Linked DNA regions of Homo sapiens: region 2 is linked to region 1. The links are chromatin loops, found by intact Hi-C in ENCODE. Cell type or tissue: psoas muscle. All regions are shown on one strand. Links, peaks and the distances in the headings refer to the core of each region. The heading gives the core; the rest is flanking DNA. Region 1 has its middle 28 kb from the start of GAREM2. Region 2 overlaps ASXL2 (ASXL transcriptional regulator 2).

What was found. Peaks named below come from ENCODE experiments on the same cell type or tissue, not always from the same donor. Only the 100,000 strongest peaks of a DNase experiment are listed, where the experiment ranks them.
Region 2: a loop joins it to region 1, with 18 times the contacts of the local background. A loop is called at or near these places in 38 of 110 quality-filtered maps.

What each region holds. Positions count from the first base shown.
Region 1 is chr2:26,144,076-26,146,892 of GRCh38, forward strand. No RefSeq gene overlaps it. Among named protein-coding and RNA genes, the nearest start is that of GAREM2, 28 kb to the right of the region's middle. In psoas muscle, for the core only: a CTCF peak has its summit at 1,190; a DNase peak (open chromatin) is centred at 1,166.
Region 2 is chr2:25,850,353-25,853,169 of GRCh38, forward strand. The region is part of intron 1 of ASXL2 (ASXL transcriptional regulator 2); the gene reads right to left. Among named protein-coding and RNA genes, the nearest start is that of ASXL2, 27 kb to the right of the region's middle. In psoas muscle, for the core only: a CTCF peak has its summit at 1,757 (motif pointing right); no DNase peak of the experiment used is centred there; H3K4me3 peaks cover 510 bases; H3K27ac peaks cover 2,247 bases.

The sequences.
Region 1 (2,817 bases), core at 22-2,521:
CTTTCTCTTCTAAATCCCGAGAAGAATACATTTGGCCTGCTTTTCCGTTGGGCATTTATTGCCTACTTCCTTGTTTGTGGTTAACTGGCTTATCTCTTTAATGGATTGTGAGCGAGTGGTGGGCAGGGACTCTAGTCCTTTTTGTGTTTTCACAAATCTTATTGCATTGCTGTCCACGCAGCAGGTGCTCAGAACATGCAGTGAGTGAACCGGTGACGTTCCTTCAGCTTCCCTCTCCCATCACATTCAAGCAGGGGATGCAGCGGCCTCCTTTTCCCCACCCCCACTTCCATACATTCACAGTCCCATCTTGATTCAAAGGCAACTTCAATTATAACTTTTAGTCTGGGCACAGTGGCTCACGCCTGTAATCCCAGCACTTGGGAGGCCGAGTCTGGTGGATCACTTGAGGTCAGGAGTTTGAGACAAGCCTGGCCAACATGGTGAAACCCTGCATCTACTAAAAATATAAAAATTAGCCTGGTGTGGTGGCACGTGCCTGTAATCCCAGCTACTTGGGAGGCTGAGGCAGGAGAATCACTTGAACCTGAGATAGGTATTAGTAAGCCGAGATCATGCCACTGCACTCCAGCCTGGGCAACAGAGCAAGACTGTCTCAAAAAAAAAAAAAGAAAGAAAGAAAAAGAAAAAAGGCGGGGCCTGGTGGCTCATGCCTGTAATCTCAGCACTTTGGGAAGCTGAGGTGGGAGGATCACAATGTCAGGAGTTTGAGACCAGCCTGACCAACATGGTGAAACCCCGTCTCTACTAAAAATACAAAAATTAGCCAGGCATGGGAACGCATGCCTGTAATCCCAGCTACTCAGGAGGCTGAGGCAGGAGAATCACTTGATCCTGGGAAGCGGAGGTTGCAGTGAGCCGAGATCACACCACTGCACTCCAGCCTAGGCAACAGAGTGAGACTCCGCCTCAAAAAAAAAAAAAAAAATTTAAAGTTCAAATTTATTCTTACTACTTCCGGGTATTGGATACATTAGTTGACTCCTGTGAATCATTTCCTTGTCTCTAAAGGAGATGGACTCGAAAGCTCTCCAACAGTTCAATGGAAATATTCTACAATTCTGTAGTCCACCTTGCTGGATTAGCCAGGACTCCAATACCCCAACTCTTGTGGGGTTGGCAGTGGGGCTTGCATGGAGAAACTATAAATTAAACGTAGGGTCGCTCCGCCACCGTGTGACCAATGCTGGAAACTGCATTTCTTCAGTGTGCCATGAGAGATTTCTCAAAAGCCCATCAAGATTTTAGGGTAATATATAGCCACACAAAATTAAATGATCTCTCCCTACCCCCACCAGCATGGCAGACACGGAATTTTAAAAGTATAAACCTACAAAGATAAAAATTAGGGAGCAAGAGACATCAGCAAGTGAGAATTAAAATTTTTATGTATGTAAATATTAGTCTTTAAAAAATGGAAGATGGAAAACAGAGCTAACTGACGTGGAGCATAAGTTACAACCTCATTGTTTTCAAAGGGGGATGTCGATAAGAAGTGGGTATATTTTCTCTGATGGGATCCCAAGAGTTCCAGGATTTATAGGTACCAGTTACCATGGACAACTGAGGCATATGGCAATGGGCTAAAAATGGAGCAAGGAAATAACGGATCCCAAGTGTCCCTTCCCACCCCTCACAGCCAGGAGTTGCTGTCACCCCTCTTCAAGCCTTATTATTTGCAGAAATGAAACTATAGAGGCTTCAGATGTGAGGCCACCAGGCCCAGAGAGAGGTGGAGGTGAGTCATAGTATCAAAAACAAGGAATGAAGTGGACGCCTGTCTTGAATAATGGGCTCCTAAGCTTCTTTCCTTCATTCTTCCTTCCCTTTCCCAGAATTTTAGCAGCCAAATACATGTACTCAGGCAGAAGATTAGGAAGTCCTTCTGTCACATGGAAGTTCACCAACAAAAAGGCCCCTTATAGCAGATTCCTCCAGTTCTGAGGACATATAAACACATACAAAGTTTCCAATCTACCAAAACCGTATATACGAAATCAGTCAACATAAAGAAAAGTATAGGAAAATTAATAACAATCTACAGAAAAAAATAGCCGGGCATGGTTGCACACACCTATAATCCCAGCCACTCAGGAAACTGAGGTAGGAGAATTGCTTGAACCCAGGAGGTGGAGGTTGCAGTGAGCTGAGATTGTGCCACTGCACTCCAGCCTGGCAACAGAGCAACAACGTCTCAAAAAATAATAATAATAAAAATAAATAAAATAAATAAAAATAACAATCCACATACCTGACACCCAGATTGAGTCAGATATTCAGTTCTTCATGTTGACATAAAAGAGACAGTAAAACAACTAACAAACATAAAAAGGAGACTTCAGGGGAAAAAAGGTAAGGAAAACCAAAGAAAAACCCCAAACTCACTTTAAGCAATATTTTTGAATGACATGGGATCCATAAATTAAGAATAGGATGCTATAAAAAAGAACAAATAATGAAAAAATGATCTCTAAAATAAAAACTATCCACTGAAATAAAATGATTCAAGAGAAGAATAGGCCAGGCACAGTGGCTCCTGCCTGTAATCCCAGCACTTTGGGAGGCCCAGGCAGGCAGATCACTTGAGGACAGGAGTTTGAGACCAGCCTGGCCAACATAGTGAAACCCCGTCTCTACTAAAAATACAAAAATTAGCTGGATGTCGTAGCACATATTTATAGTCCCAGCTACTCGGGAGGCTACTCTGGAGGCTGAGGCAGAAGAATCACTTGAATCCAGGAGGCGGAGGTTGCAGTGAGCTGAGATCAAGCCACTGCACTCCAGCCTGGGCAACAG
Region 2 (2,817 bases), core at 203-2,702, 290 kb before region 1:
TAATCTATGGGTTTCTCTCACTTTTTCTTCCAATTTACTTAGAGAAAAAACTAGTAAACTGTATTGTAGTTACACACATTCTGTATTTTGCTAATCGTATGGTCCTCTGTCCCTTGCATTTCCTGAAAATTAGAATCGAAATCTAGAGGCTTGCTCAGATTCAGATTTTATTTTAGCAAGAAAACTTCATAGGCTTATGGTATACTTCCTACCACACCACATCAGAACACACAAAACATCTATGATCTCTTTTTTGAGATGCTAAGATATATCAGTGGGATAGATGTGGTCTATCTGATCCACTTATTATAAAGTTTCCCATCAGCATTTCAATCTAATTGTTTTAGCAGCCACCGATGATCACTATCTCCATCATTTTATTTAGGGGCTGGAAAGTGCTGATAGTCTATCGTTCCTTTTTCATTTATAAGCCAGAGTCCTTCTAAAAATAGATGCTTTCCACTATCTATTTGGTTACCCGAGGTACAATTCATATTAAAAAAGCAGGATAAGGCTGCATGCGGTGGCTCACGCCTGTAATCCCAGCAGGCCAAGGCAGGTGGACCACCTGAGGTCAGGAGTTTGAGACCAGCCTGGCCAACATGGTGAAACCTCATCTCTACTAAAACTACAAAAATTAGCCAGGTGTGGGGGCGCATGCCTGTAATCCCAGCTACTCCGAAGGCTGAGGCAGGAGGCAGGAGAATCACTTGAACCTGGGAGGCGAAAGTTGCAATGAGCCAACATTGTGCCACTGCACTCCAGCCTGGGCAACAAGAGCAAAACTCCTTCTCCAAAAAAAAAAAAAAAGAAAGAAAGAAAAGGGCAGGATAAGTAACTTATTTTTGTATTTACTGTTTTCAGAATAATTAGCTGGTTTTCTGGCATGCTCCAAAGGTGATTTGATTTCTGTTTCAAATACCACTATTAATATGAGTATCATTTTATAAAGCAGCATTATGGATTTAAATATACTTTTGTGCTTTAATTACTGTATTTCCTCACTTGTGAATTGGCTATTCATTGGCTATTGTCCACTTATATACCATTTGTGAGAGCTCTCTAATTTACATTAAATATATTGAAACATTTACTGTCACATTTACTACAAACCCTTTCTTCCAGTTTATTCTTCATCTTTTTATCACTATTGATTTTCCATTAAAGTTTTTATTAATTTTATGTATTGTAACTGACTGGTCTTTTCTATTTCTTTAAGCATGTTTACACTTAAATGTAGCTTCCCTCCCTTTGATAGCTTAATACTTTTTCTGTATTCGTTTACATTTAACTCTTATAATTCACATAAGAAAAAGTGCATGGGCCGGGCTCAGTCATGACCAGCCTGGCCAACATGACCAAACCCTGGTTCTACTAAAGATACAAAAATTAGCTGGGTATGGTGGCACACGCCTGTTATCCCAGCTACTCGGGAGGCTGAGGCACGAGAACCGCTTGAGCCTGGGAGGTGGGGGTTGCCATGAGCCGAGATCGTGCCACTGGACTCCAGCCTCGGTGACACAATGAGACTCTGCCTCCCCCACCAAAAAAAGAAAGAAAATGTGCATGGATAGAAATGAGAAGAATGTGCAGACACACTAGGAAAAAACCAAGAGGGAGAGAATGAGGGAAAAAAACCCTTTCTTGGCCACATATATTACTGAGCAAACATGCTGTATGAACCATTACATTATCTTCCACAAGCGGAAATGACTACAGTAGTTTTGCAAAACTGTTAGCTTACGTTAACCACAGGAGGGCAGTGTTTATCAAACAAACCTCATTCCACTGAACTGCTCATGGAAACTTTAAAGTACAATTTTTAGAAACTACTTTATGACAATATGAATAACCACTCAGAATAACTAAAATCAACACTACATAGATTTAAAGCTAGATTTTTAAAGGGTGCTTAATATATTTACTTCTTAGCTTGTAGATTCCCAATTCAGTTAATAAAAAGGATTTAAAAATTATATTTTCTAACACTCGAGAATAACTGAGTTGCCTCTAAGATTCAAGTTTGATTCTAGCCTAAATAACGGGAATATTTCAATTACTATTACATTATGAGTTCATTCCAGATATACAGATGTGCAGAGTCTGAATTTTGTATAATCTATATGACTGCTACATTTTAAATGTCCAAATAAGTAACACAGTGATCTATATATAAAGTTCTATCAGTGTTAAAAGGCTCATTTACTGCCCAAAAGCTTTAATTAGGGTAACTTGTGCCATACCAGTAAATCAGATCAGCCAATATAGAGTGAGAAGAGATGAGGGCTTCTGCTATAGAACAATATATCAACGTTTAAGAGCCAGAGAAGAAAAACTAGGAAATAAACTAAATGACCAGAGAGATGAGAAGAAAACCAGAAAACACTGCTGTTTCAGAAAAGACAAAAGTATTCTAAGGTTTAGGTGGTCAACAATGTCAAATGCTGCCTAGAAGCTGAGATAACAACAGAAATGTATCCCCTGTATTTGTCAACAAAGGGATGTTTAATTAGCTTTGTAAATTCGGATTCCACTTAATGCGGAGGGAAGAAATCAGATGTGAGGGGATTTAGCACTGACTGGGAGTCTAAAGGTAGTAATAGGGGATTAAAACAACTCTTTCTAGGACAATAAAGGAAACAGAACATGTGGAATTGAGGAATAATTGTTTTGTCAAATGAAGTTGCACTGAACCAGCATAAGGGAGACCCAAATATCCCTGCATATCCCATCTTCCCCCTTTCCACCATGAGTGGCAAGTAATTTCACATACGGTTTTTGACAAATCCCTCATTATCTGAGCTTGAGGTACTAGTT